2 separate regions of the Homo sapiens genome follow, and region 1 is linked to region 2. A link is an interaction called in ENCODE POLR2A ChIA-PET data of the cell type or tissue named here. Cell type or tissue: endothelial cell of umbilical vein. All regions are shown on one strand. Links, peaks and the distances in the headings refer to the core of each region. The heading gives the core; the rest is flanking DNA. Region 1 overlaps LOC124906105 (a long non-coding RNA gene). Region 2 overlaps ITGAV (integrin subunit alpha V).

Evidence for each region. Peaks named below come from ENCODE experiments on the same cell type or tissue, not always from the same donor. Only the 100,000 strongest peaks of a DNase experiment are listed, where the experiment ranks them.
Region 1: POLR2A ChIA-PET joins it to region 2 with 5 read pairs; 8 of 35 experiments call an interaction of 5 or more read pairs at or near these places.

What each region holds. Positions count from the first base shown.
Region 1 is chr2:186,567,223-186,582,505 of GRCh38, forward strand. It overlaps LOC124906105 (a long non-coding RNA gene), which reads right to left. Exons shown (of 2, transcript XR_007087465.1): 2 at 10,516-15,283. Among named protein-coding and RNA genes, the nearest start is that of ITGAV, 15 kb to the right of the region's middle. In endothelial cell of umbilical vein, for the core only: no CTCF peak of the experiment used is centred there; a DNase peak (open chromatin) is centred at 8,329; H3K27ac peaks cover 1,757 bases.
Region 2 is chr2:186,643,987-186,659,269 of GRCh38, forward strand. It overlaps ITGAV (integrin subunit alpha V), which reads left to right. Exons shown (of 30, transcript NM_002210.5): 13 at 2,700-2,891; 14 at 5,854-5,899; 15 at 7,996-8,103; 16 at 10,664-10,722; 17 at 12,261-12,415; 18 at 15,052-15,189. Among named protein-coding and RNA genes, the nearest start is that of FAM171B, 42 kb to the right of the region's middle. In endothelial cell of umbilical vein, for the core only: no CTCF peak of the experiment used is centred there; no DNase peak of the experiment used is centred there.

The DNA.
Region 1 (15,283 bases), core at 6,260-10,259, 76 kb before region 2:
AAAGACTTAAATCTAAGACCTCAAACTATAAAGCCACTAAAAGAAAACATTGAGGAAAGTCTCCAGGACATTGGTCTGGGCAAAGATTTTTTGAGTAATACTCCCCAAATACAGGCAACTAAAGCACAATTGGGCAAGTGGGATCACATCAAGTTGAAAAGCTTCTGCACGGCAAAGGAAAGAATAAAGTGAAGAGAAAACACACAGAATAGGAAAAAAAATTTGCAAGCTACTCATCGTTCCAGGAATTAATAACGAGAATATATAAGGAGATTAAACAACTCTATAGGGAAAAAAATCTATTAATTCTGTTAAAAATAGACAAAACATCTAAATAGACATTTCTCAAAAGAAGACATACAAATGGCAAACAGGTATATAAAAAGGTGCTCAATATCTTTAATCATCAGAGAAATGAAAAACAAAACTACAATGAGATATCATTTCACCCCAGTTAAAGTGGTTTTTATCCAAAAGACAGGTAACAACGAATGCTGATGAGGTCGTGGAGAAAAAGGAACCCTCGTACACTGTTGGTAGGGGTGAAAATTAACATAGCCACTACGGAGAACAGTTTGGAGGTTCCTCAGAAAATTAAAAATAAAATACCATATGATCCAGCAATTTCACTACTACCTATATACACAGAAGAAAGCAAATATATTAAAGAGATATCTGCACTCCCACGTTTATTGAAGCACTATTCACAATAGCCAAGATTTGGAAGCAACCTAAGTGTCCATCAATAGATAAGCAGATAAAGAAAATGAGGCACATACACAATGGAGTACTATTCAGCCATAATAAAGAATAAGATCCTGTCATTTGCGGCAACATGAATAGAACTGGAGGACATTATGTTAAGTGAACGAATCCAGGCACAGAAAGACAAATTTTGCATGTTTCCATTGATTTGTGGGAGCTAAAAATTAAAACATTTGAACTCATGGAGATAGATTGATGGTTACCAGAGGCTGGGAAGGATAATGTGTATGGTGGGGGTAGTGGGGATGGTTAATGGGTACAAAAATATTGTTAGAATTAATAAGGTCTAGTATTTGATAGCACAAAAGAGTGACTAAAGTCCACAATAATTTATTGTACATTTTTAAATCACTAAAGGAGAGTATAATTGGAATGATTATAATACAAGGAAATGATAGATGATTGAGGGGATAAATGCCCCATTTATCCTGATGTGATTATTACATATTGTATGCCTATATCAAAATATCTCACATATCACATAAGTATATACACTTACTATGTACTCATGAAAATTGAAAATTAAAAAAAAATTTAAGTAAATGTGAGAAAAAAAATTACATGAATGTCTTCTTTTGAGAAGTGTCTGTTCATGTCGTTTACCCACTTTTTAATGGGGTTGTTTTTTTCTTGAAAATTTGTTTAAGTTCCTTGTAGATTCTGGATATTAGAACTTTGTGAGATGGATAGATTACAAAAATTTTCTCCCACTCTGTAGGTTGCCTGTTCATTCTGATGATAGTTTCTTTTGCTGTGCAGAAGCTCTTTAGTTTAATTAGATCCCATTTGTCAATGTTTGCTTTTGTTGCAATTGCTTTGGGTGATTTCATCATGAAATCTTTGCCCATTCTTATGTCCTGAACGGCATTCCTAGATTTTCTTCTAGGGTTTTCAGAAACAAAGCTCAACATCACTGATGATTAGAGAAATGCAAATCAAAACCACAATGAGATACTATCTCATGCCAGTCAGAATGGTGATTATTAAAAGTCAAGAAATAATAGATGCTGGCAAGGTTGTGGAGAAATGGGAACACTTACACACTGCTGGTGGGAGTGTAAATTAGTTCAATCATTGTGGAAGATGGTGTGGTGATTCCTCAGAGATCTAGAACCGGAAATACCATTTGACTCAACAGTCCCATTACTGGGTATATAACCAAAGGAATAGAAATCATTCTATTACAAAGATACATGCATGTGTATGTTCATTGCAGCACTATTCACAATTGCAGTGACATGAAATCAACCCAAATGCCCATCAATGATAGACTGGATAAAGAAAATATAGTACATATACACCTGGAATACTATGCAGCCATAAAAAAGAACAAGATCATGTCTTTGCAGGAACATGGATGGAGCTGGAAGTCATTATCCTCAGCAAACTAATTCAGGAACAGAAAACCAAACACCACATGTTCTTGCTTATATGTGGGAGATAAGCAATGATAACATATGGACACAAGGAAGGGAACAACAAACACTGGGGCCTCTCGGGGGGTGGGGTGGGGGGAGGGAGAGCATTAGGAAAAATAGCTAATGGATGCTGGGCTTAATACCTAGGTGATGGGTTGATAGGTGCAGCAAACCACCATGTCACACGTTTACCTATGTAACAATCCTGCACGTCCTGCACAGGTACCCCCAAACTTAAAATAAAAATTAAAATTACAAAAAAAAAAAAGAAAACCACGAAACTAGGATTTTAAATGATCTTATACAGCAAACGAAACCTGTGGTCTTGTGTTTTCTGCTTCTGTGTTTTCACAGTCTAATTTAGTTTTCCTTTTTGTGAAGCAACCAGATCCAGGAAAATTTAAGAACACTAACTAAAAGTGGGCCATCTATTTATCCAGGCTATGCTCAGCAATAGCGCTGAGCTGATCATGCACTCAAGCAGCTTTGGAAAAGGGTCTCTGCAGTTATGGTCACTCAACAAGAGAAAGCAGTTTGGTCATCCTTTCAGGCCGTAATTATATTCTAGTTCAGTGAGCAGTGGTAATTAATTGTACTTTGTGCCCAATGTTAAAGCAAACAAACAAACACAATGGGGAAGTGCAGTGTCGGGTAAATGGCCACAGCCATCCTTGGAATTTAAGCTAGTTTCTTTGAATGGTGGAAAGGAAGTTAATGTCTCACTTTCTCCCAGAATAGAACCAGGTTTTAATAGGCAGCAGACCTGTAACAGCACTTTCACCCCACCCCCAAGGGAGACTTCAAATTTGATAGCTTTTGATAACAAAACAGAAGCTTTACAAAAGAAAGCATTAGCATTGTTTATATTCTCTCAAAACATAAGTTATTTGTACAGATCTATACAAAGCTTCTCCTAGGTAAGCACTTTGGAAGAAAGGCAAATAAATGGAAATAGATGCAGATTTTTTTTTTAACTCTAAGGGAGAAGATTGTCAAAGGAGATTTAACCCACACAGTTCCATACTGATGTGGCTAGGAAAAAATGTACAAACCATTGAGGATACATTGAGTGTGGAATCATAGACTAAACGGCAGAAGAAACTATTTAATTTGTTTTTTGTTTTTTTGTTGTTGTTTTTTGAGACAGGGTCTGACTTTGTCACCCAGGCTGGAGTGCAGTGGCACAGTTACAGCTCACTGCAGCCACAACCTTCTGGGCTCAAGCAATCCTCTCACTTCAGCTTCCAGAGTAGCTGGGACTACAGGCGTGTACCACCATGGCTGGCTAATTTTTGTATTTTCTGTAGAGAAGGGGTTTCACCATGTTGCCCCAGGCTGATCTTGAACTCCTGGGCTTAAGCAAACCACCCACCTCAGCCTCCTAGAGAGCTGGGATTACAGGCATGAGTCACCGAGCCGGGCCAGAAACTAATTTATCTTTATTTCTTGATAGAGAAACTGAATTCAAGGAATGTATGAGAACCTGCCTAGGGTTAGTCAGTGGCAGAGTTAGGATCCGACCTTTAGCTTGTGAAATTGTGTCAACACTTTCGCTCTTTCTACAACATAATAATGCCTCACAGGAGGGAATGAGGAGTAATTGTTTTATACTCTATAAGTCCTAGAACAGAATTCAATAGCAGCTAATATTCTGTTCTCTTCAGGATTAAACTTTTTATTTCTTTCTTAATTCCAACATTTTCACGCAGCTAGTAGAAATAGGACTGCAAAGTCTTTTTGTTTTGTTCTTGTTGTTGTGTTGTTTAAAGTAGTCTAGACTGCAACCATTGGCATGTTACTGGCATGATTTTTGACACATCTGCATATCAACTCTACCATGTACTTTTTAAAAAAAGGTTATGTACATGTAAATTTTATTTAAAGAGGACGTATATTCACGCCTAAATAAATAAACCAAAATCATTTGGCATAAATGGAAAAAATCTTAGAAATGAACACAAAATAATGTTACTCTTGCCTACTAAAACCCCTCAGCATAAGGCCTGCCTTTCTTTGTTAAAAGATTAGCAAGTATGAGTAGAGCTGCTAACATAAGTTGGCACCAATCTGAGCCTTTTTTTTTTTTTTTTTCTTGAGACGGAGTTTTTGCTCTTGTTGCCCAGGCTCTCGGCTCACTGCAACCTCCACCTCCCAGGTTCAAGTGATTCTCCTGTCTTGGCCTCCCAAGTAGCTGGGATTACAGGCATGCGCCTCCACACCTGGCTAATTTTGTATTTTTAGTAGAGACGGGGTTTCTCCACATTGGTAAGGCTGTCGAACTCCCAACCTCAGGTGATCCGCCCACCTTGGCCTCCCAAAGTGCTGGGATTACAGGCGTGAGCCATCACACCCGCCCAATCTGACCCTTTTGTAGTAATCAGAAAGACTAAAACAATAATGAAAAGGGAATAAAATTCTTACTATGATTAACCGTTATGTAATATCAGGCTTGTGTAACACTTCAAATAATCTTTTTAATCAGTTTGGAGAAAACTACTGCAGTTAATGCATTTACCATCATTAACATCTAAAATCATCATCCTTTAGAATCCTGTTATTCTCCAAGAGAACTATAAAAGGCAATATAGCATAGTGGAGGCCCTAGGTATATTCAAATGTACAGCAGGTAAGCTCTCTAACTCGATTTGTTTGGATTCACATCCTGTCTTTACCACCTGATTACCTGTGTGACCATGGGCAACTCATTATTCTCTAACCCTCATTTTCTAAAATGGGGGTTGTTTTCAAGACTTAAAGGTCTAATTGCATATAAAAATTTACAATGTTGAATAAACATTAGTTTAGTTACTATTTTGTCACCATATTGTACACTGTTCTGAGTTTTAAGAAACTGTGTATGATGGGCATGGTGGCACGCGCCTGTAGTCCCAGCTGCTACTTGGGAGGCTGAGATGGGAGAATCGCTTGAGGCTGGAAGGTTGAGGCTGCAGTGAGCGGTGACTGTGTTGATGCACTCCAGCTGCTTGAGTGCATGATCAGCTCAGCGCTATTGCTGAGCATAGCCTGGATAAATAGATGGCCCACTTTTAGTTAGTGTTCTTAAATTTTCCTGGATCTGGTTGCTTCACAAAAAGGAAAACTAAATTAGACTGTGAAAACACAGAAGCAGAAAACACAAGACCACAGGTTTCGTTTGCTGTATAAGATCATTTATACAAGACTCTGTTTCAAAATAAAATAAAATAAAATAAAGAAACTGTGTATGAGCCTCCCATGATGGCAGGAAAAGTAAACTACCATTATTTAGAACAAAAACATTTTTAGGCAGCTGACTTTGTGTGAAGCTTAACTTTTCCTCCTCATTTTGGGAGACTCATGTGGCATAAGAGATGCATCCCACTTTGCCCTAGCTCACCTCCAAGCCAAAAATTTTCCGAAAGGGCGCACTAAGGAAAGGACAAATAGTTAAATGTTTGCAAAACAATTTGCCACCCACCCTCTTCTGAGTCACCTCTTCAAGTTGGCAACCTTTCAACCAGCTGATGGTGCCACCCAGTATCAGGGGCATGTATGGACTCCTTAAGGTGGTTTCCCAAGGCATGGTAGCAGCTGCTGGAGCTGGTGAGGGGGATAGGTCAAGTAAAATATCTGGTCACAAATTCTAGATTGTTTGGATACTGAAGTAGAAGACTGGCCAGCCGCAGTGGCTCGCGCCTGTAATCCCAGCACTCTGGAAGGCCAAAGCAAGTGGATCACTTGAGGCCAGGAGTTTGAGATCAGCCTGGACAATATGGTAAAACCCCATCTCCACAAAAATACAAAAATTAACCAGGTGTGGTGGTGTGCGTGCACACACACCGCCCCCCACCAAACAAACAATGTAGAAACTTAATAAAAAAAAGAAAGTACAGGACTGAGGGGAGAAGAGATAGAGGGAGTAGGCTAAGCACACATGACAGAAGAGAATATATGATTAAGCGGACAAAGTAAACCAAGGTAAATAAAAAAGAAAAGAAAGAAGACGATTCCATGGGACAGCACTCCAGCATAAAGTACAAGATACCCTAAAGGCATTTCTCAGTCAAACAAGACTACAAAAAGAAGACAGTGATTTAGGGAAGATGATAAAAAAATGGATGGCACCAAAGTGACAACAATTAAGAGGAAAAATGAGGAAGGTGTTTGGTTAAGAAACAAGGCTTTTATAGACATTTCTATTTATATTTTGTGTAAGTATGTGTTATATATACGTTATGTTCATATCAGTAGCTTTGAAAGCATACTTTTATGTTATCGACATGTCTGTGAAAAACAACAAGACTTAAAGATTTGATTTTCTTCCGTAAGCCACATTCCTTGACTCCAGTCAAGCCTCCCAGAGTAACAGACAATAAATACCAGTCTTTTCCAAGCCAGTCTAACTCTGAGGTGGTGGCTGTTTGGTTTCTATTAGAAACATTAAGAAAAATAAATTATTTTAGAATCATGGAAAAAGTACTTTCCAACAATCTTGGTGTCACAGATATAAAATTTCTGAATTTGGAAAATATTTAGTGAAAAATATTTATTATAACAGTTGAAATAATAAAAATCTATTGCTTTCTTGCCACTGAGCTTAAGCAAAGAAAAAAAAATCTATTGCTTTTCTCAATTGCTTAGAAAGCATAACTGAAAGTGGACACACTGAAAAGACTTGCAGTGGAGATCCTTCAACTTCAGCCTCTGGAGATTATAGTTACTTATCCCATAAATATATATATATACTATGTATCCACGAAAGTTAAAAATAAAAAAAATTAAAACAAAGATTACAGTTACTATGTAACAACCAGAGTGCTCTTTTTTTTTTTTTTTAAGGGATTGCCTCCCACTAAGGAGATAACAATAAATATTAACCAGTGTTGCAGTGAACTGGTTGGCCAAAGATAGCAGGTCTTTGTTCTTTGTTTTTTGTTTTTTGTTTTTTTGAGACGGAGTCTCACTCTGTGGCCCAGGCTGGAGTGCAGTGGCGCGATCTCAGCTCACTGCAAGCTCCACCTCCCAAGTTCACGCCATTCTCCTGCCTCAGCCTCCCGAGTAGCTAGGACTACAGGCGCCCGCCACCACGCCCAGCTAATTTTTTGTATTTTCAGTAGAGATGGGGTTTCACTGTGTTAGCCAGGATGGTCTTGATCTCCTGACCTCGTGATCTGCCTGCCTTGGCCTCCCAAAGTGCTGGGATTACAGGCGTGAGCCACCTTGCCCAGCCAAAGATAGCAGGTCTTAACATTGGTTGTGCATAGGAAACAACTGAGGTGCTTTAAAAAAAAAATTACTGACACCTGGCTCCCACTCCCAGAGATTTGGATTTTATTAGGTGAGATGCAGCCTGGGCATCAAGAGTTTTAAAAGCTCCCCAGATTTTTCTAATGTACAGCGAAATGTGAGAAACACTAAAACCCTCGCTACTGACCAGTATGGTCCATGGACCAGCGGCATTGTTATTACCTGAGAGCTTTTTACAGATGCAGAATGTCAGGCCTCACCTCGGGCTGATGAATTAGAATCTGGATTTTTCCAAGGTTCCCATGTGGTTTGGTTTATATGTACATTCATGTCTGAGAAGCATGGCTCTAAGGAATTCTTGTCACTGATCATTTTTTCTTTCTCTGATGTTAGATAGTAATTCCATAGTTAATAAAAGATGAAAGAAAAATAACTCAACTTTCATTCTCTAAAACGCAGGAGAAAAGACTTTCATCTGTGACATTCTGTAGCATGATAAAAGGTGATTGATGTGAGATGAGATCCAAATATGTAGGGTTGCCAGATAAAATATAGGCTAGTCAATTACATGTGAATTTCAGATAAGTGATTTTTTTTTTTATTTTTAGTGAAAGTATGTTCCAAATATTGCACAGGGCATATGTATACTAAAAAAGTATTCATTGTTGATTTGAAATACAAATTTAACTGGACATCCTGTATTTTTATCTGCTAAATTTGGCAACCCTACATATATTCCCAGGAGCCTCTCTTTGCTCTCTAGGCTCTCCTAGTTGAAAAAAAAAAAGGAAATGATACCATAAATGGCCAAGTGGCTGCCCCTAAGCTGTCTAGACTGATTGCCTGTAATGTTGTTTCTCATCTAGCCCAGACACAGGACTCTGACTTAGGGAAGCCAGGCTGGTGACTCATCTAAGTGGGAAATTTACTTGCTGACTCAGGAGGACATAGTTCTTGGCAAACTTTTGCCTTAGAATAAACCAAAAGGGAAAAAAATATATAAGCAAACGTTAAATACAGGAGAATGTATTAAAACACTTCAACTTAAGGCAACAGGCAAATTAATTGTATATTTTCTTTCAGTTGATTAAATGAGATTTTCGTGGTTTCCTCTTTTACCATAGCTTGTCCTAAAAAGTGATTTTTGATAAGAGCAAAAGGTTTTATTTAAATATGAAAATGGTAGAGAGAATAAAGATGGATTGAAGTCAGTTGGGTACAGAGTATAAAATTCAACGCTCACTTTAGGAGGAAAGACTGAGATAGCTGACTTGCCCATGGTGGCACTCAGGGTTTGGCATTTTTCTGAAGAATTAACTGCTATTTAAGTCCTCTCAGAGGCCACTTTCCAAGAATACATTTTAAATCAGTTTTCTCAATATTCCATGTAGCTTGTGTATACAGTAGCAAATTCTTGGAGCAGAGATGTAGGTGTGGCTTGGGTGGAAGCCCTCCCTTTGCAAGCCTGGTAGAAGAGGAAACTAAATTTACTTAGCCAATTCTGATTTTTTCATATTTGAAAAGGTTTTGATGGGAAAAACCTGAACAAAATAATTGTGGATATGTGCAATTCTGTTGTATTAATAATTTTTTTCTTAAATAAGTCCATAGTTGTTTTTGAGTAGGTCCAAAATGGAAGTTAGATACCAACTCTTTTTTTTTTTTTTTCTTTTGAGCTTCTGAATCTTTTCGACGGAGGTTGGACCCTTATATTTAATAACTATTAGCCATGATATTAACAATCCTGGTTTTAGGACTGGAAAGCAAAACAACCTGTTTCTAGCAAATACTGACAGAAATTTTCATTTCAAAGCAAAGCCCATAAAAAGCATATCCCAGAAGTTTCATAAACACAACAATCCCTGCAGACATGATGGAGAAGGGACTAAGTATTAAGAACTATGGTGTACAGGAAAAATAAATACAGCCACAAAATGCTTTGTGACTGAATCTATCAAGAAATGAAATCTATTTTTTCTCTGCTTTGAACTTGGTCTGGCCATCTCGCTTGCTCTGACCCAACAAAATGTGGCAGAAATGATGTTGTACAAGCAAGCCTAGGCCTCAGGAAAGCTTGCAGCTTCCACCTTTGCTGTCTTGGAGCATTGCCCTGAGAAGCTGCTTCAGCTGACTGGAGGATGAGAGGTCACAAGAAGAACTGAGATGCTCTGCTGCTAACAGCCAGCAGCATTGCCAAATACATGTATGAGGCTATTTTGGACCTTCCAGTCTAGCCGTGCCTTTACCAGAATGATGATGCTTGAGTGAGCCCAGGAGATGCCAAAAGAGAAACTGCTAGTGAACCCACACAGAATCATGATAAATAAGAAATCATTGTCTAAAGCTACTGGGGTTGTCGGGGGGAGGAGTTGATATGTAGCAATAGGTAACTAAAAAGATGGAATGCTCAAACTTCACTAAGTTTAGTTTCACTAAAACGCCCCAAAATAAATTCTAAAAAAAAAAAACTCAGGTCTCGTCTCCACCCCAGAAATCCTGATTTAGCTAGGCCTGGCAACCCACTTTTTATACAAAGACCCCAGATGGCAGTGGTCCTCAGACCACCTTTTGAGATACACCCCCTAGCAAGATTTTCTTCAGCACAGAGGAGGCTTGAGGTAGGTGGCCACATAGCTGTGCATTACTCCTGCAAATGATGCTGCTGGAGCAAGTGCACATTTGTATCATCGTCACCATACGCAGTGTCCCAGGTACCAACAGAGCATTTTTGTTTATATATATATCTTATTATAAAATGGAAATTGAAAAGATTATTTCTATTCTTCCTCACTTATCTAACATGGATTATTGGAGAGGGAGTTGATTGGGGAGCAAAATAGCACAGCCCTCTGCGGAAATGGGCTTGGTGGAGACTTTGACTGGAATTGATATGGGTTAAAGTCTTGATATTGGCTACATAGCAAAAATGCAGCTGAGTTGAGGCAGAAGTGGGATAAAAAGTGTGCAGATGTTTTTTGAGCATTATGAAAGGAAGGGAAAGGAGAATAGGGAAGGCAGATGCTCGGGGAGGTTTATTTGAGTGGAGAACCATATAAATTGTAGGTGAATATGCTGAAACCACTATAGAAAGATGAAAATGAATGTGTCTGAGGGAAATGACCAAGTCTTTTATTTATTTGTATGCCCTCATCATAGCTGCAGCATAATAGGTGTATCATAAAACAAAGGTGGTGTGAAGTGTTGAAAGCTGTAGTTTTCAGTTGTACTTGACGGTGGTCCTCTGGCAGCATCTGGGTTCTGCTTTTTCTTAGTCTTATATATGTGAATTCTGCTAGTGTGCCATTTGAAGGGTTCCACTGCTAAGAAACGTTTGAAAACCAATGAGTTAAAGCATGAAGGAAATGCTATTTAATTGAAGAGAAGGATTGATTATTAGACAAGTGATATTGACATTTCTGAGATGTCTGCTTTCCAGTGGTAGGTGAAAGATTCAAACTTAATCCTCCTGGGGTTCTCTTTTACCCTCAGGAGGTGAGGAGAACCCAAGAAAACTCTCAATAGTAGCCACTTCCCAAGGACTTTTAGGGAGATCAACTTGCATTTCTTTTGCTACAGTTAAAGTGAAAGAACTTGTGGTGAAAACACACATTTCTAGTATAGTAACAGAACTTCTACTCAGAATTTTTTTAAAAACTTATTTTTGAAATTTTAGTTGCTGAAATAAAGAGTAAGATGAAATCATAGATATGTACAGATAGTTGGCATAGGAGATCCCTTCTGACTCTTCTGAGCTTGAACTCACCAGAGAAATATTTTGAACCCTGATACTCACTAAATGAAGATTGTTTTCTCTTTCTCTTGGGAAAACGGTGAAATCAACTGTTATTTGTAGGTAAATCACACAAATATATGTATGTTTTTTGTCTAGAATAGAAATTATACATACTGTAGTAAGGGAAAATATATAACATTTCATAATTACCATGAGAATCCTTTTTGTTTATAAATTATGCCTACTTGTAATTTAATGTATCTGTATTCCTCAGGATTGACTAGGCGGTATTATAGTATCAAATTAACACAGAGATCTTGGCAGCTTAATGCAATAAAAGCTGTATTTCACCCTATTGCATGTGAGACACATTTAGTAAAAATATGTAATGCAAACATCAGGCATTTAATTTCATTCCATATACCCAGGCAGCATGAGTATAAAATAATACAAATGATGCTTTCTAGCAAATGAAATTTCTCTAAAAATAATGGTAAGTTTTGTTGTCAAGGCGAAAATAAATTGTTTCCAAATACAGTACCAACCAAGGTGTAGCAAGGTTAAGAAACAGTTTTCAAATCATCACAACCACAGAAGTGGGGTTAACTGAGGAAATGGCTTGTTAGTTGACATAGTTCCCACAATATCTAAAGATAAATGTATAATTTATGATACAGACAAAAAGTTTTAAGCCAACATTGCATTTTGACCACAAAAATATTATGCCAATGATTATATAATTTTCATAGTTGGTTTAAAACTAACAAAAATAGATTTAATTAACAGTAGGAAGGCCTAGGGGAATATTTTTCAAGTTTCATAATCGGGATAACTGATTAATATTGAAATAAAAAATTCAGGGCACATGAGGGAATTCTTTTTCTCCTATATAAGTACCAAGAGTTATATGTGGAAAACTCCTTGAGAACAAGACATGTTACTTATAAGTCTGTATTAGCCAAATATTATATTTGTATGCCTAGTTACATCTCTATCTTTGTGGAACTGCCCTTCCTCCATCTTAAGTAATAACAACATTCATCAACCACAGTGCTGTGCCACATTATTCCCATAGGAGTTTATCACCTGACCTGTGGCCAACCATAATATCTCACTCTCTGAATACAGTGATTGGTTCAGGGGTGAGCAATTATTATAAACACAGTCAATATAAATCATTGCCTTGAGTTGAGATACTTATTTGAGAAGAGGGTAGCTTTATCATCTATGGATTGCTAAAGTAGGACCTATAACTGTTTTCTCTGGTCAACTGTACAGCCTGATGCAGTTGGAGAGGGTAAGGCCAACATAAAGTAGAAAGCAGAGCTGGAAAAAGAATTGTGTTGTGTTTGAAGACAGAACCAACACTGCACTTCTGGGTTATGTGAATCAATCCATTCTCTTTTTCACTTTAGCTAATATGAATTGGGATATTATCACTTGTAACTGAAAGAGTCCTGACAAATACTTCATTTCATTCCCTTTTTTTTTTTTTAAGAGAGAGGGTCTCACTCTGTTGCCCAGGCTAGAGTGCAGTGACATGATCGTAGCTCACTGCATCTTCAAACTCTTGGGCTCCTGCTTAAGTCTCCTGAGTGGCTAGGACTACAGGCATGTGCCACCACTCCTGACTAACATTTTTTATTTTTTGTAGAGACTGAGTCTCGCTGTGTTGCCCAGGCTGGTCTTCAGCTCCTGGCCTCTAGCAGTCCACCTGCCTCAGCCTCTTCATTCTTGAAAGTGCTGTAGCATCTACCACAATATGCCATAGCATCTTGTATGTAGCCCTGAGTCAGTAAAAGTTTTATAATTCAATAAGCATTGATAAATCTATCTTCTGGCATCCTCAAAAGGTATTGTTGGTGATCAAGGCATAATTTTGTCAAAATAATTATTATCTACTTGCTTCTCTAACTCAATTACAACAGGAAAAAATTTTCTATCTCTCTCTCTTTTTTTTTTCTTTTTGGTTAAAAGTTCCACTTCCTATATGTAACACTGGATTTTCAAAGTATTGGCTGAATTCTTAACTAATGTACCCATGTGAAATACCATTTAAAAATACATATATGCATCAAGTTATGTTCAATAACTTTTTTACCTATGCATTTTTCATTTTTATATGACTTACTTTTCAAAAGTTTGTTATGCCATTTTTGGTAGTCAAGAAAGATTTCCTATTGGAGATAATATGTAAGTAAGTATAAGATTCTCAGACATGTTTATAAAATCTTTTTAACTCATATTGTTTACAGTGATAATATAATAGAAAGATAAATGCCTTTCAAGAGACCTGTATACTAATCCCAGTAACACCTTTTATTGATTTTATGACAATGGCCAAGTCCTCTCTGAGGCATCTTTTTCTCATAACAATATATACTTACATAGCATATATAGTTATATGAAAAAGAGAAAATTTTATTTCAAACTCTGGAGCCAGAATCCTTTTTAGAATAAGAACATTTTAAACTTAAGTTTTTCATTCAAAATTTTGAGTCTTGCAATGTAAGTTCCAAACATGGTCTGAAAAAAAAAGGCCAAAACAAAGAGAAGTCTTAGTTGCTCAGTATGAAATCTGAGAAAGATGTAGACATGACATTGGCCCAGAAGGAAGACACAGGGGCCTAGGAATGAGGACATCAAAGAAAAGAAGGTCTGGTGGCAAGGAGTGCACACAACACAATGACAGGCCAGGAGGCTGAGAAGGAGATACAGTCAACGCAATGTTCCCATGGTAGGAATGGCTGAGGGCTGTAAATATGTCTACTATTCAACCGTAAGTGGTTAGCTGGCCTCCGCTGCATTACTCTGAAATATTACCCTCCACCATCACCATCAGACTTTCTACAGAATTCTGTTACATGCAACCACCATGCATTCAGGTTCCTTTGTGGAATAAATGTAAAAGGGGCCATATTCCATTTTTTCAGTTTGGATGAAGTATGTGCAAGGTTGAGTAAATAAACCGGATGCAGAAGGTGAGGTGCCAGTGAGATTGGGAACTTAATTTTGGCTTAAGCCCCTTTGAGAATTCTTGGAACACTGGCAAGAATCCTGGCAATAGTGGGAATTATGTACAGCCCACACGCAATCTCAGATGTGCAAGTAACATCACATTATTTACACTAAAATCAATTTGATCTGACTCAGTATCCTTATTATTCCTGCATGACCCCATACATTTCTGTGGGTTTGCTCCTTCCAAGCAGAGAAATATCTGCTCAATCTGGAAGCCCCTGCATTTAGGGTTTTGTGTCCATAGCCTGCTACCTTGCTATCACATTTGACAATGAGACATGTGTCCCAGAGGAGAAGAGATATTGAAGGCAGTGAAAGAGAAAAGCAAGGTCAAAAATGTTGATGCCAGAGCAGCTTCTTTTTTTTTCCACTGCACTTGGCACACTAATTCTATGATGATTAAATTAATGAATAAATGAATTCCTAATATTAAAAACAGAAAAATTTGGTTCAGAGTGGAGCAGTAACGGAGAAAAAGTTTCACCATTTATTTTTGCAGCTATGGCAATACAAAGTTGGAAGAGACTTTAGAATCTATCAAATCTGATTCTTTAACCTCGGTATCAATACCATCTATAACTATGCTGTCCAATTTGGAAGCCATTAGATACATGTGACAATGAAAAATATTTTTAAGTTGAAATTTAATTTTTCCATCATACTAGTCACATTTCAAGAGCTCAAGAGCCACATATGGGTAATGCAAGTGTTCAGACAATATAAATATCGAACATTTTCATCATTGAAGAAAGTTATAGTAGACAACACATATTTATTACATCCCTATCAAATGATCATCTAGCCTTAGTTTTCATTCTTCTTAATAAATGTCCTTTACTACTGCATTTCAGGTCAGCCATATTGTTAGGTTGTCCTTGAAGTTTCTTCCATATATTTATCCTTGATATTTTAGACATGTGAACAAGATTTATTCTGTATAGAGAGTACTTCATTAAAGTAACTGTTTAGAAATTTTCTTAATAATAAAGATAGTCTAAACTGAAATAGTTAGAACAACTAGACAGAATAAAAAAGTTTTTTAAGGACTCTCTTATAACCAAAGAATAGAATTAATTCATGTAACCATCTCCATACTAGTAATTTAGTCAAAACTCAGAAG
Region 2 (15,283 bases), core at 5,156-9,155:
AGGCTGGAGTGCAGTGGTACAATCACAGCTCACTGCAGACTCGACTTCCCAGGCTCAAGCAATTCTCATACCTCACCCTCCCAAGTAGCTGGGACTACCAATGTGCACCTCTGTGCATGGCTGATTTTTGTATTTTTTGTAGAGATGGGGCTTTGCCATGTTGCCAAAACTGGTCTCAAACTCCTGGGCTTAAGTGATCTGCCTGCCTCGGCCTCCAAAGGTGATAGGATTACAAGCATGAGCTACCGTGGCCAGCCTGTTTTAATAACTACTTTATTAATGCATATGTCAGTAGAGAAGTTATGCTTATCTTTGGTTTTTTTGTTTGTTTGTTTTGTTTTGTTTTTTGTTTTTTTTTTAGACTGAGTCTCATTCTGTCGCCAGGCTGGAGTGCAGTGGCACGATATCGGCTCACTGCAACCTCCGCCTCCTGGGTTCAAGCGATTCCCCTGCCTCAGCCTCCTGAGTAGCTGGGACTACAGGCACCCACCACCATGCCTGGCTAATTTTTGTATTTTTAGTAGAGATGGAGTTTCACCATGTTGGCCAGGATGGTCTCAATCTCTTGACCTCGTGACCCACCCGCCTCGGCCTCTGAAAGTGCTGGGAATACAGGCGTGAGCCACCGTGCCCAGCCGATTTACCTTTAAGGCTTAAAAAAGGATAAAAAGAATACTTTTACATAAGTTAGGTACTCATTTTTAAGGATAACAAATTCTTAGTTGGTGTTTACTGCAGGCCAGGCACTCTTCTAGGTGGTGAAAATGAGCATAAATCAGAGTCTACTCATGTCTTTAAGAAACTCAGCATCCAATGGGGGCAGCATATATGTTTAAAAAAAAAAAAGTACCTCAATGTGATCATCACAGTGTTTGAGATCCCAGGCTTAATGGTCTCATATAAAGGATGAGTGATCAAGGCATCGTTGATGTTTCAGGGGAGCCAGGAGATGATGAGGCATGGCTTATTAAGGAGCTATGAGACAGCTCGTGTACATTAAGGAAATTGAGGCAATTTGTTATGACTGGTACGTAGGGTCTGTGATAGGCAAGATACGACATGTCCTTGGTCTCATGAAGCTTATGTTCTATAGCTTACTTACTTTGTGTAGTCATAGAATAAGTAAACAATGGGGAAATCCAGATAGTGATAAAGATGATGGATTTTTTAGAAGGCAAGGTAATATAATAGAGTTTCGGGATAGAGAGGGTGATAGAGAAAGTAGGGGGTCGAGAGGGGTGGTGCACTGCTGCGTAGGGTGGCTAGGGAATAGCTTGCTGACAGAATGACAGCTGATCTAATGACAGAACGACATTGATCTATCATTTGGACAAATAGAAGGAATAGAGTTGTAAAAGCTCTGGAGCAAAAGGCAGAGAGAATAGCAAATACAAGCCCATAGTTGGAAGCTAGCTTGGTGTGTTTAATAAACAGAAAAAAAGGCCAGGATTGCTGGAAAGAGTAAATAAGGGTAAAAAACTGGATGGCGTGGGGGTGGGGATGGGGAGAGGAATGAGATTTGCATGGTAAACAATGGAAATACCAGGTAGGGTTTAGAACTTACTCTAAATGCTTTGGGAACTAATTGAAGGATTTTAAGATGGGGATGGGTGTGACATGATATGGTGAATGTTTGGCCCTTTTGAAGAGAAAGTTACAGGCAAGAGTAGAAGTGGGAGGCCACTTAAAAGGCTGTTTAAGGCCGGGCGCGTGGTTCACGCCTGTAATCCCCCCACTTTGGGAGGCCGAGGTGTGTGGATCACGAGGTCAGGAGATCGAGACCATCCTGGCTAACACCGTGAAACCCCGTCTCTACTGAAAAAAAAACAAAAAAAATTAGCCGGGCATGGTGGCGGGCGCCTGTAGTCCTAGCTAATCGGGAGGCTAAGGCAGGAGAATGGTGTGAACCCAGGAGGTGGAGCTTGCAGTGAGCCAAGATTGTGCCACTGCACTCCAGCCTGGGGAAAAGAGCGGGACTCTGTCTCAAACAAACAAAAATTAAAAAGAAAAGAAAAAAAGGCTGTTTAAGTGCAAAATGCGGCAATGACTTGTCTAGGGTGGCAGCAGCAGAGAGAGAAGTGGGCAGATTGGTAATACATTTTAGAGGTAGAAAAGATAATTTGGTGTTTGGGGTTTTTTAAAGATTTAAAATGTTATTCATTTATCTTCTTTCAGTGTAAGTTGAGCAAGATCAAGATGAAGTCACAACTTACGAATTTCTGAGCAGATTGGCTTCTGTTCAGAAAAAACAATACCATCCATAAATAAATTATCTAGAATTTTGAGAGTGAAAATAAACTTTAGATGAATCTTTTGATGTGTCCTCCTCCATCCCCTACCCCTAGTTTTAATGAGGAAGCATTTGTGGTCCAGAAAGTTTAAGTGATTGGTTTAAGGTCAGAGCCAGATTATCTGGCCCTAAATTAATGTCTTTTCTGTACAGTTTTGCTTGAGTTTCCTTGAATTAGATTATTGCTTATGGATAAAGAGTACCCTACTGAACTTTGAATTAGTATTTATCATGATGAATGGGTTCTATAAATATTAAGATCTGTACAAATAATTACAAGTACTGAAACTTTCTTCTCTTCATCCTTGCCCTCTTCCCCCCTTCTCTCGTTCCTTCCTCATTCTTCCCTTTCTTTTCCTCCTCCTTACTTCTGTCATTCTCCTTCCCCCTCCTCTTTTTTTCCCCACAGATATTGCAATTGCTGCTCCATATGGGGGTGAAGATAAAAAAGGAATTGTTTATATCTTCAATGGAAGATCAACAGGCTTGAACGCAGTCCCATCTCAAATCCTTGAAGGGCAGTGGGCTGCTCGAAGCATGCCACCAAGCTTTGGCTATTCAATGAAAGGAGCCACAGATATAGACAAAAATGGATATCCAGGTGCTTTCTTATCAACACATAGAGCCCTTAGATTTTTCAGTCCTAATAGCAAATAGTATTAGTTACTGTTCTTGATTTATGTTATAAATTATTGCAATTCAGTATTTCATATGTTGATCAAACCTCTAAAATATTCAAGGCATCATTCCCGTCACCTAAGGGTATATGAAGAAAAGTCAGCTCTCTTTCCTGGGAGTGTACAGTGTACTCTGAGTTTCTCCTGTAGTCTTTAATGAAATGAGAAGAGTATTACAGAAGTTATAAACAAAAGTTAAATGCTCATTCTAAGCTGTTTTAATGTTAGCTATCTTTTTTATTTTTTTAATTATGTAGAATATATGTACTTGACTAATAGTTGTGATTTTTTTTTTTTTTTAAGACAAGGTATGTCTCTATTGCCCAGGCTGGAGTACAGTGGCACAATCTTGGCTCATTGCAGCCTCCACCTCCTGGGCTCAAGCCATCCTCCCACCTCAGCCTCCTTAGTAGCTGGGACTACAGGCAAGCACCACCATGCCTGGCTAATTTTTGCATGGTTTGTAAAGAGTGGTTTTTGCCATGTTGCCCAGGCTGGTCTTGAACTCATGAGCTCAAGCGATCCAACTGCCGTGGCCTCCCAAAGTGTTGGGAATACAGGCGTGAGCCACCGCACCCGGCCTTCATTGTGATTTTTTTTTCAAGTATATTATTTTATTTAATTCTCCCATTAATACATGAGTTAATATAAGCTCATTTTTATAGCTCATTATTATACCATTTCTGAATGTAAAAAGAGACTGAGAAAGGCAGTTTACCCAAGGTTGCCCACTGCATAGGTCCAGTAGAGCAAGCAAGACCTTTTTCTGGTTCTTATACACTTTGGAGCATTATAAATGGATCTAGGATCAAAACAGATCTTTTCTTTAAATGAAATACAGTGTAGAAAATTTAGATGACCTTTGTGTTGAAACACTTAATATGAGCTCAATATACAAGTGTGTTGGTCTGTTTCCAGAAATAAGACATGAAGTGGATTCTCATAAATTAGTAGTATTTTAGAGTTTTTTTGTTATAAATGCAATATATTTGTTATAGAACTTTTAGAAAATACATCAAAGCATATCTTTTCAATGTTTTTCCTGTGCAGTCACACACATTTTTTTAAAAAGGAAATCATGCTTTTATATGCTATTCATAGTGTTTTATTCAACGTTTCAGAAACATTTCTTTATTATTCTTCTAAAACATGAATTTTCTGTTTCCCTTTGTAACAAATAGCTGCATCATATCTTATTTACCTTTTTTTGTGGCATTTTTATCTTTCTTTATAATTCTTTTGCATATCTCTGATTATGTCATTAGGACAAAATTCAAGAATCACTGTGTCAAGTGTGTGCACTTCTTTTTTTAAGGTTATTAATACACATGGTCAAGTTACCATCCCACTCCCTCCACAGGAAGGTTTTTGTCAACTTTTTAAAGCACTCACCAGCAGTAAATGAGTCATTGTTTTCCCATACTTGTGCTTCTTTTAAAATAATTTTTAACTGTATAACAGGTGGACAGTGTATTTTAACTAACAGTTTGTGATTCTAGAAATAAGGCATGAGTTTGATTCTTTTTTTTGAGATGAAGTCTCGCTCTGTTACCCAGGCTGGAGTGCAGTGGCGTGATCTCAGCTCACTGCAAACTTCACCGCCCGGGTTCAAGAGAGTCTCCTGCCTCAGCCTCCTGAGTAGCTGGGATTACAGGCAGGCACCACCACGCACAGCTAATTTTTGTATTTTTAGTAGAGATGGGGTTTCACCATGTTGATCAGGCTGGTCTTGGTCAGGCTGGTCTCAGTCAGGCTGGTCTCGAACTCCTGACTTCGTGATCTGCCTGCCTCAACCTCCCAAAGTGCTGGGATTACAGGCATGAGCCACCACACCCGGCCATCAGGTTGATTCTTAACTATACATAAATAAAAATGATTATTTTTACTAATAATCTAATGTATAGTTATGAGGTTGATTCTTAACTATAGATTATTAGTAAAAATAATCATTTTCATTTGTGTGTATATATATATACATTTGTATATATATACATTTGTGTGTATATATATATACATTTGTATATATATACATTTGTGTGTATATATATACACATTTGTGTGTATATATATACACATTTGTGTGTATATATATACACACATTTACTTCTGTGAATTTCCTTTTTGTGTCTCTTTTTTCTTCTTTGCTACTGGGATTGTATTTTGCTTTTCTTTCATTCATTCATTTTTTTTAAACTTTCACAGTGCCTTAAATGTTGCAAATATTAACTTCTTAACTCTTTTATGTATTTTCTAGTTTGTCAGATTTGCATTTTGAGCATAAAGTTTTAAACTTTTATGTTATTTAATCTGTTTTTATTTTTTTTTTCATGTGATTTTCTGTTTAGAAAAGACTTCCTCAAATTTAGCTTGGGTATACTGTGAGATAGAGCTCTCATTTGACTTTTTCTGAATCGTGAACCAGTTGAACCTGTGGCATATGAAAACTAATGCATTTCATTCTTGCTGATTCGAGTGCTATCTGCTATAGTATTTTATATATATACACACACACACATTATATATAGAAAATAGAAAGGAAATTTTACAGTAAGATTGTAAAATCCACAGGCGTCTATAAAGCTTTTTCCTTTGGCAGTATGTATGTTTGGCAGGTGTATGATTATCATTGCTACTTTTTACTAAATATTCATTTAAAAGATTTATATCCACCTAGATGAAAGTCTACTTTATGATAAGCATTTTCCACTGGTGGTAGTTTGTTTACAGTTTTCATATATTTTAGCCTTTTATATGATGTCTTACAACCTCTTAATAGTTTTGAGAATTTGTTCAAACCTTTTTATATTCATTGAAAATTTTATAGAATGGTATATACATTTTAAAAACCATTATCATTATTAACATGTTTTTCCACTCTTTCTTAAGACTTAATTGTAGGAGCTTTTGGTGTAGATCGAGCTATCTTATACAGGTGAGCATTTTCTGTATCCTGCGGTATAGGAATATTCTGAATTATTTGAACGTTTTTTAATTAAGTGTCAGTGTTTGAATTTTAGTTTAATTTTCTTGAAATAATGATAAAATTTGCTCTTTCTATTCATGATTTGCTATGGGCAAATAGTATTATTTTTATTGGTACATAATAATTGTACATATTTATGGGGTACATGTGATATTTTGATATATTCATACAATGTAATTATCAAATCAGAGTAATTAGGATATTCATCATCTCAAACATTGATCATTTATTTGTGTTGGGAACATTCAGAATCCTGTCTTCCAGCCTCTCTTCTAGTTATTTTGATCTTTTGTTTTCTTTGGAGACAGAGTTTCAGTGCAGTGGGACCATCTCGGCTCCCTGAAACCTCTGCCCCCTGGGTTCAAACAATTCTCATGCCTCAGCCTCCCAAGTAGGTGGGGTTACAGGCACATGCTACCACACCGGCTAATTTTTGTATTTTTAGTAGAGACAGGGTTTTGCCATGTTGGCCAAGCTGGTCCTGAACTCCTGGCCTGAAGTGATACACCCGTCTCAGCCTCCCAAAATGCTGGGATTACTGTTATGAGCCACTGTGCCCAGCCAGCTATTTTGAAATGTACAATAAATTATTATTAACTATAGTCAATCTACGGTGTTATTGAACACTAGAACTTCTTTTTTTTTTTTGCCCAATCTGGAGTACAGTGGTGCAATCTTGGCTCATTGCAACCTTTGCTTCCCAGGTCCTAGTGATTCTCGTGCCTCAGCCTCCCGAGTAGCTGGGACTACAGGCATGTGCCACTACCACACCTGGCTAATTTTATGTATTTTTGGTAGAGACAGGGTCTTGCCATGTTATCTGGGCTGGTCTTGAGCTCCTGGGCTCAAGTGATCCACCAGCCTCAGCCTCCCAAAGTGCTGGGATTACAGGTGTGAGCCACTATGCCCGCCCCTTCTTTGTCTTTTAAATTATGTTCAGAGGTATTCTCCTGTAGTTTTAATCTCTCTAAAAATTGTCTGGGTTTACATTTTCCTATAAGAAGCAGGAAATTAACCTCATGCTTATGTCTTGGTATTCTCTGACCACAAGGTCAGTATGTAATGAAACCCCAAATGAATATTTTTATTAGAGCAATATGTATGAATTTATATATTTCTATTTCCCAATTTCTTATATATCCCCAGTTATTCTCTGTATTTCATCAATTCCTCATGACGTAGAATATCAGTTGGCATCCCAAGTAGTTAAGATGTTTATATATCTATGATCTGAGTTTATACATGGCAGGAACACTAACATTAGTGCTATGTAGCGGAGTTTGCGATGGGTCAATTTAATTGTAGCTATACAATACTTAACAGATTTCAGATCTTTATCATTTTGAGACAGGCACATTGACTTGAGCCAGCTGTATTTTTGTATAGGATTTAAACCTGTGTATCTGAACTCAGGAAAACTGTATTTATTTTAATTTATTGTTTTTAGTTTTTAAAATTGCTGTTAATTGTATAATGTACGTGGTAAAAATGCAAACACTATAAGAAGGGTATATAAAAAAAAGTTTTCCCTCACACCAGCTAATAATTTATTTGTTTCTTCTATTAGAAATATTCTATGCATTAAAAAATCATATTATGTATGTATGTATGTATATCAGTAGACATTCTTTGTACTTTTTGGGTTTTTTTTTCTCTCCCACTAAAACTATATGTTGGTTATGTCTTAGAGGTCATCCCACTCATTTTCTCCACGGTAGTGCAGCGAATTCGGTAGATATCTCACAACTTATTTAGCCATTCTGCTTTAGTGACTGAATTCATATAGGCCAGCCATTGTCCCACTTTGTCTGGAACTGAGCGATTTCCCAGGATGCAGGAGTTTCTGTGCTAAAATTAGGACAGTTCTGGGCAACTAAGACAGTTGATCACCTACGGTTATGTTGTTCCTGTTCCTTTTACTATTACAAACAATGCTTTTAGTAGACATGGTACTATATATGTAGTGAATATGAACCAAAAATATTTCAATCAACCTAACTTTTTAAATAATTTTTTACTTCATCTTCTTTTCCCTCCCCCGCTAGGGCCAGACCAGTTATCACTGTAAATGCTGGTCTTGAAGTGTACCCTAGCATTTTAAATCAAGACAATAAAACCTGCTCACTGCCTGGAACAGCTCTCAAAGTTTCCTGGTAAGGGTATTTGTTTAATAATAGTTATTATTGTGATTATTGTTCAGGCATTGTAAGAACAATTGAAAATGAAGGTGGTAGGGCTGAAATATTGCTAAAACAGTTTCTGTGAGTATACTGTTTTTTCTATTCTTTTTTTATTTGAAGCAAGGTCTGCCTCTGTTGCCCAGGCTGGTGTGCAGTGGCACAACCATGGCTTAAGTGATCCTTCCACCTTGGCCTTTATAGTAGCTGGGACTACAGGTGTGTGGCACCATACCCAGCTAATTTTTTAAATTTTTTTAGAGATGGGGTCTCCCTATATTGCTCAGGTTGGTCTCGAAGACCGCTGTGCTCAAGCAGTCATCCTGCCTCAGCCTCCTAAAGTGCTAGGATTTACAGGCATGAGCCATTGCACCTGGCCTTATACTCTATTTTCATGTTATAAATTGGATTATAGAAATAGTGCTCCAAAAAGGATATCTAAAGGCTGTAAAGATACTCTATAAATTAGTATGAAATTAATTTTTAAAGAATTATGCGTGGTCAATGAATATTTTCAAAAAGAAAGAAAAGCTAATAAGATCTCAGTTCATTTATATGTAATTCCAAACAGGCCCATGAACACTTACATTTTTAAAAGATATCTTGTTTTTCTGATTTAATATCTATGAACAGTTGTATGAAAAAAATTATTTTGCTCTAATATATTAATTTTCTGCTTATTCCTTTACTAGTTTCCAAAGAAAAATATAATAATTTTTCATAAGTTAAATGTCTGAATTCTTCTCTACTCCATTCTTTCTCTCATCTTTGTCATTTGTATGCTACTTCAGTAATTTTTGCTCTATTTTCATTATAGATTTTTTTTTTTTTTTTTTTTTTTTTGAGACGGAGTCTCGCTCTGTCGCCCAGGCCGGACTGCAGACTGCAGTGGCGCAATCTCGGCTCACTGCAAGCTCCGCTTCCCGGGTTCACGCCATTCTCCTGCCTCAGCCTCCCGAGTAGCTGGGACTACAGGCGCCCACCAACACGCCCGGCTAATTTTTTGTATTTTTAGTAGAGACGGGGTTTCACCTTGTTAGCCAGGATGGTCTCGATCTCCTGACCTCATGATCCACCCGCCTCGGCCTCCCAAAGTGCTCATTATAGATATTTTTTTAAGTTGTCTCGTGCTTTACTTCACAGTATTTAAAAGCAAAATGTAGAAACCAGTATCTTTCTCATACATATCAATATAAATATAAAACTAATGAAAAATCTTGACCCATATACTACCAAAATCACCATGAGTAGTCATTCATGAGTTCCCACTTTGGGAAACACTATTCATGTTCCTTACTTACACAGACGAGTTGCAGAGAACTTATGATCAAGGAGAAAATGATTGGTGCCTAAAAAAGTTTTACTTCAAAAGAGCCAATTAAAGATATTGTTCCTGAATTTGTTTTTGAATATTTTTGAATTATTGTTATAGTTATTAAAATTTTGAAACTTTCATTTCTTTAATTGGATTACATTTAAAAATTCAGTAATATTTGGTCTTCATTTTTATTGAACTGGCAATGAAGTTGTTTTCAAGATTTTGCTGTAAGTTTTACTGCTTTTCTACCCTGCATACCTCTGTGAAGTTGCCAATAATCTGCTTCTAATTATGTTAGTAATTCAAAGGCTTCAAATGCACTAACTAGAGCAGTAACATCATATGATTTTTGAGTATGGCACATAGAAATACATTTTGCATTATAAACACATAAAAGTAATTAAATCAAGCATTTCAGAAAATCGTACTTACCTTTGATACCTAAATCAGTTTTATTTATTTATTAAAAAATTTTTCTTAAGATGCTGAACACAACCCATTAAACTGGTTTCACAACCTGCTAATAAATTGTGAAGAACACTGCTGTAAAGGAGGTTGCTAATTAAAGAAAGTTTTGGTGGGTCCTTTTATCAATGAGACAGTTTTTAAAATCTGAACCGTTGGCTAGGCACAGTGGCTCACTGTAATCCCAGCACTTTGGGAGACCAAGGCGGGCGAATCACCAGAGGTCAGGAGTTTGAGACCAGCCTGGCCAACGTGGTGAAACACTGTCTCTACTAAAAATACAAAAATTAGCCGGGTGTGGTGGTGCATGCCTGTAATCCCAGCTACTTGGGAGGCTGAGGCAGGAGAATTGCTTGAATCCAGGAGGCAGAGGTTGCAGTGAGCCGAGATCGTGCCACTGTACTCCAGCCTGGGCAACAGAGTGAGACTCTGTCTCAAAAAAAAAAAAAAAAATCTGAACTGTCATACCCCTCATTTAGATTTATCAATAGGTTCTATAAGCTTGAGAGAAAGTTAGGACATTATTTTTCTTTTTTTCATCAAGGTACCATGAAAGGAAATGTGCTTAAATTACTGAAGGATGAGTTAGGTTAGTGTATATAGTTTCATGTTTTTAGAATAATATTAAGACATGAAGAAAGATGTAAGGCTTCACAATACAAACTATGTAGTAGAAAGATGAGATGTGGGTGATAATAAAAATATGTCTAAACTGAATTATAGAATTTATGTATGTTTTTTATTTTTCCACAGTTTTAATGTTAGGTTCTGCTTAAAGGCAGATGGCAAAGGAGTACTTCCCAGGAAACTTAGTAAGTGTTCTATGAAAAATCATATTATTTTAATGATACTGCATACACAGCACTTAAAAAATATTTTAAGATATTCAAATAGTTACTTGAATTGTTATTATAATTTTTTATTTGAATGTTTATGCTTAAAGACATTTAAGATTTCAACATAATTATATTCTTTGGTAACCCTTAAGCTAATTCAAAAATAATACACTTATTTATGGACATTATGAGCTAAATAGCCCACAGAATGGTAAATATGACCTTTAGAAGTTTAAGCAGTTACGAATGTGACATAATGAACTCTGGGGAAATATGAATATTATGGTTTATAAGTAGATGATCTGCTGAGAAGTCTGTATTTTATGTCTTTGAGCAGCCCCAAGCAATCTCAGGAGTAGAGGTGGTTTAGAAATAGTGAGAAGGAGGAGAAAAAGTTTTGGTCATGCAATTTAATTCACACAGCAAACTCTACTCTTCTTTTCCTAAAATGGTTGATGTGGTCCTGAGAGCAAGATAGGCAAGATAGGAGTGTTAAATAATTATTGCCAGGGTTTGTCAGTATGTTAATGGCAAGTGGTAAGGAATAATAGTAAAGCAGAGAAGAAACTGAAACTGTTGGGTGTGTGTTTGTGTGTGAAAGTTTACATAGGGCAGCCAAGTAAGGTCTCCCTAGGAGAAAACTTTTCAGTAGAGACCTGAAGGAAATAAGGGAGCTATGGGATGTGTGGAGGAGTGTTTGCCACAGAGGAACTGGCAGTTTCAGCAGGCCTGAAGCGGAAAATGTGCTCAGTGGTTGAGAAACGGCATGGAGGTCAATATGGCCTAGTAGAACAGAACATGAAGCAAAATAACCCCGGGTATTCACCCAAATTTGAAATAAAGGTCACCTTTTAGAGAAACTTGCGACGCGAATTCTGGTTTTAAAGATTTGCACTCTCTTAAACTATTTAAAGAACTGAATCTTACAAGGCAGTAATCCTAATTGCTACATCCTTTTACAATGATTCTTGATGCATTTAACTCTGTTTGATCACTTGCTTCCTGAAGGCATATTCATCTGACAGTTTGATATGATAGCTTCACTGGAAGCAGGAGTTTCAAGTGGGGCAAACTGTTCATTCATCATAGTGTTTAATATGATGGTATGAGTACATATGAGCAAATACTTCTTAATCAAAATCAGCAAGACTCTTGCTACTTGAATTTATGATGGAAGTCTTAATTCACATGTTTCATCCTCTGGATTTCCTCCTCTCAGCTTAAATTAAAAGATAGCATTTCTCCTGTCTGATAATTGGCTTACTACTATCATTTTTTTGGGAATTATTTATGACATTACTTTAGGGAAAGTTTGATTAATTATTTAATTATTATTAAATATTTTTTCAGAATTAATATGTTGTAGTCTCATTACAATGTAATGACATTTTAAATTAATTAGAAGCAATTTACTTCTTAAGGAATAAAGATCTCTGTTTACATGAAAACTCTAGAGTAGGATAGATAGATGTCCATAAAGAATATGTTGGTTATAAATCCTTTGGTTTACATAGATTTCCAGGTGGAACTTCTTTTGGATAAACTCAAGCAAAAGGGAGCAATTCGACGAGCACTGTTTCTCTACAGCAGGTCCCCAAGTCACTCCAAGAACATGACTATTTCAAGGGGGGGACTGATGCAGTGTGAGGAATTGATAGCGTATCTGCGGGTAAGAGCTAACTTTTCTGCTACCTTGTTGTTCCTTTTTAGTCATTAGTTTTTTATCTAAATGATTTTCACTTTCTGTAAATTAGTGTTAGATCAAAAGGAAAAACAGAAAAATACACAAAGGAAATTTAGCTTTGTAAAGTGTCATACCTGAATGATGGACTTCTACTTCTGGCAGATTGGATATTCCAAATGGCCTTTCCACAACAATACTACTGAACAAATTATGATAAACATATTTCTTAAATGCAACTGAACTTTCAAGACAGTAAAAGAAATCACCAGAGTCCAAAAAAAAAATGAGCAATCAACTAAAAAACTCCAGTGGCAAAAATCTGAATTGTGAGTTATAAGCAAATATATGAGCGAGAGTTGCTGGCAAAGGATGAAGCCTAAGGAGAGGGCAGGTGGTAATTGCAGACACCAGCACAGGAATTCCGACAGTTGTATAAGGCTAAGTGTTCTTACGACAGAGGTGCATTCTGATTCCAGCAAGAGCCAAATGTAAAACCTTGCTGAAGGGGAGCAATCCAGTATGGGCCCCAGGATTTCCATAGGTTAAGTTTGATCAAATATGAATTCATTAAACACACACACACACACACACACACACACACACACACAGAAGCCACTAGAAGAAGCATCAGATTTTAGACCCACAAAGACCAGCTACAGAGCACAAATTTGTATAAAATGTTTAAAGAAATAAAGGGCCTGGGCACAGTGGCTCAAGCTTATAATCTTGGCACTTTGGGAGGCCAAAGCAGGAGGATCACTTGAGGCCAAGAGTTTGAGACCAGCCTGGGTGAGACTCTATTTTATTTAAAGGAAAAAACAAAACAAGACAAAAACATCAGTAAATATTTAGACAACAACATAATTAATGAACTTGATTTAACAGACTTATATAGAACCTACACCTAACAACTAAAGAATATGAAAACTGACCATGCATAGGCCATAAAGGAAGTCTAAACAAATTTCAAAAAGTAATTTTATAGAATACATACTATCACAGTGCAGTTGTTAGAAATCCATAACAAAAAGATCAACTGGGAATTGGGAAGTGTGATTTTTAAATAACTTATGGGTCAAAAACAAGATCATAATGGAAATTTACTTGCAACCGTATTACAATGAAAATGTGACATCAAAATGTATAGGCTATCACAACAGTAGAATGTAAAGATAAATGTATAGCCTTAAATGCTATTTAATTTAAATGAAAGTTAAGAAAAAATGAAGGTAAGAAAGAAACACCACAAAATTAAGAATTGAGATGGGACATTACAGATAAGGGAGGAATTAACAGAATATTTTGAATAACCTTGGGCCAGTACATAGGAAAACTTTTAGACAAATCATGGAAATTCTTAGAAAAACAATACAACTGTCAAAAGAAGAAACAGAAAACCTGAATAATCCTCTAAACACTTAACAAATAGAATTGGCCATTAATCTTTACAAAACGACAAAGCCCAGATGGTTTTATAGGCAATATCTATCAAACATTCAAGAACAAGACTTCTCAATTTTAAATAGCTCTTTGAAAGAAAAAAAAAACCAAAATATTTCAAAGTCAATCTGTGAAACTAGTGTAATTGGTTCCTGGAGTGGTCAAGGATAGTACCAGAAGGGAGAATTTCATTCTAGTCTTACAATAGATGTAAAATGACTAAGCCATTATAAGCAAATAAGTCTTAGCAGTTTGTAAAAAAAGATACATAAACCAAGTTGGATTTATCCTAGAGTGGGTTAATATTAAGTCTAAAAATGTAATTTACCACATGAATAGATTAAAGAAGAAATATGTGACTGTCTTTTTTAAGTGCAAAAAAGGTTTTAGAGTAAATTTTAAAAACTTCAAGATTTAAGAAGCAAGACAAATACCCCAAGTTATGACTATGAAGAAATAGAATCTTACATTTAAACAAAGTCCACCAATACCTATTAATTGGTCAAGATGTGAATTAAGAATTCTTATACATTGCGGACGGCAGTGTGAATTGTTTTGAAGACTGGAAAATAATGTGGTACTACAGAACTGACAAATATACTTGTCACTATATATAAGAATAATCACAGCAATTTCTGTAATAGCAAAAACAAAACCCATAAACAATCAAAATAGCCTTTGACAGAATGGATAACTGAATGTATATTTACATGATGAAATAGTACTCAACAGTACAAAATTAACGTAGGCTACATGCAATAGAATGGATGGATCTTAAGAGTGTAGGACAGAAAGCAAGTCACAGAAGACTACATGTAATCCTATTGAGAAGGAATGCAGAGGGAGGAAGAGAAAGAAGTATTTGGGTAGCTTAAGCAGTATCAATAATGTTCTTATTATGTTGGGTGTGTGTGTTTGAGTGCTCATGTTGTTAACATGTCTCGTACTTTCGTGTGAATCAAATAGTACATTGTAAAACAAAAATTGACTAAAGGCTCTTACTTGATAAGGATAATCTTCTTTTGGATATTCTATTTCTACATAAGTATAATTTTCCAGAGAATGTTGTTAGAATTGAAGGCTCAGGGATGAATACAGCTGGCTTTGTAATGTGCACTTATGGATTTCTCCAGATAATTTAGGTTGACGTTATCATTAATTCAAAGCGTTTCCATTTCTAGGATGAATCTGAATTTAGAGACAAACTCACTCCAATTACTATTTTTATGGAATATCGGTTGGATTATAGAACAGCTGCTGATACAACAGGCTTGCAACCCATTCTTAACCAGTTCACGCCTGCTAACATTAGTCGACAGGTACTGTACTCAGTTTACCACTAATGTGATATTTTGTTATTTTTTTTTACAATTCATATTTTTAAATATTAGAGGAGATTTCCTTTATCATATT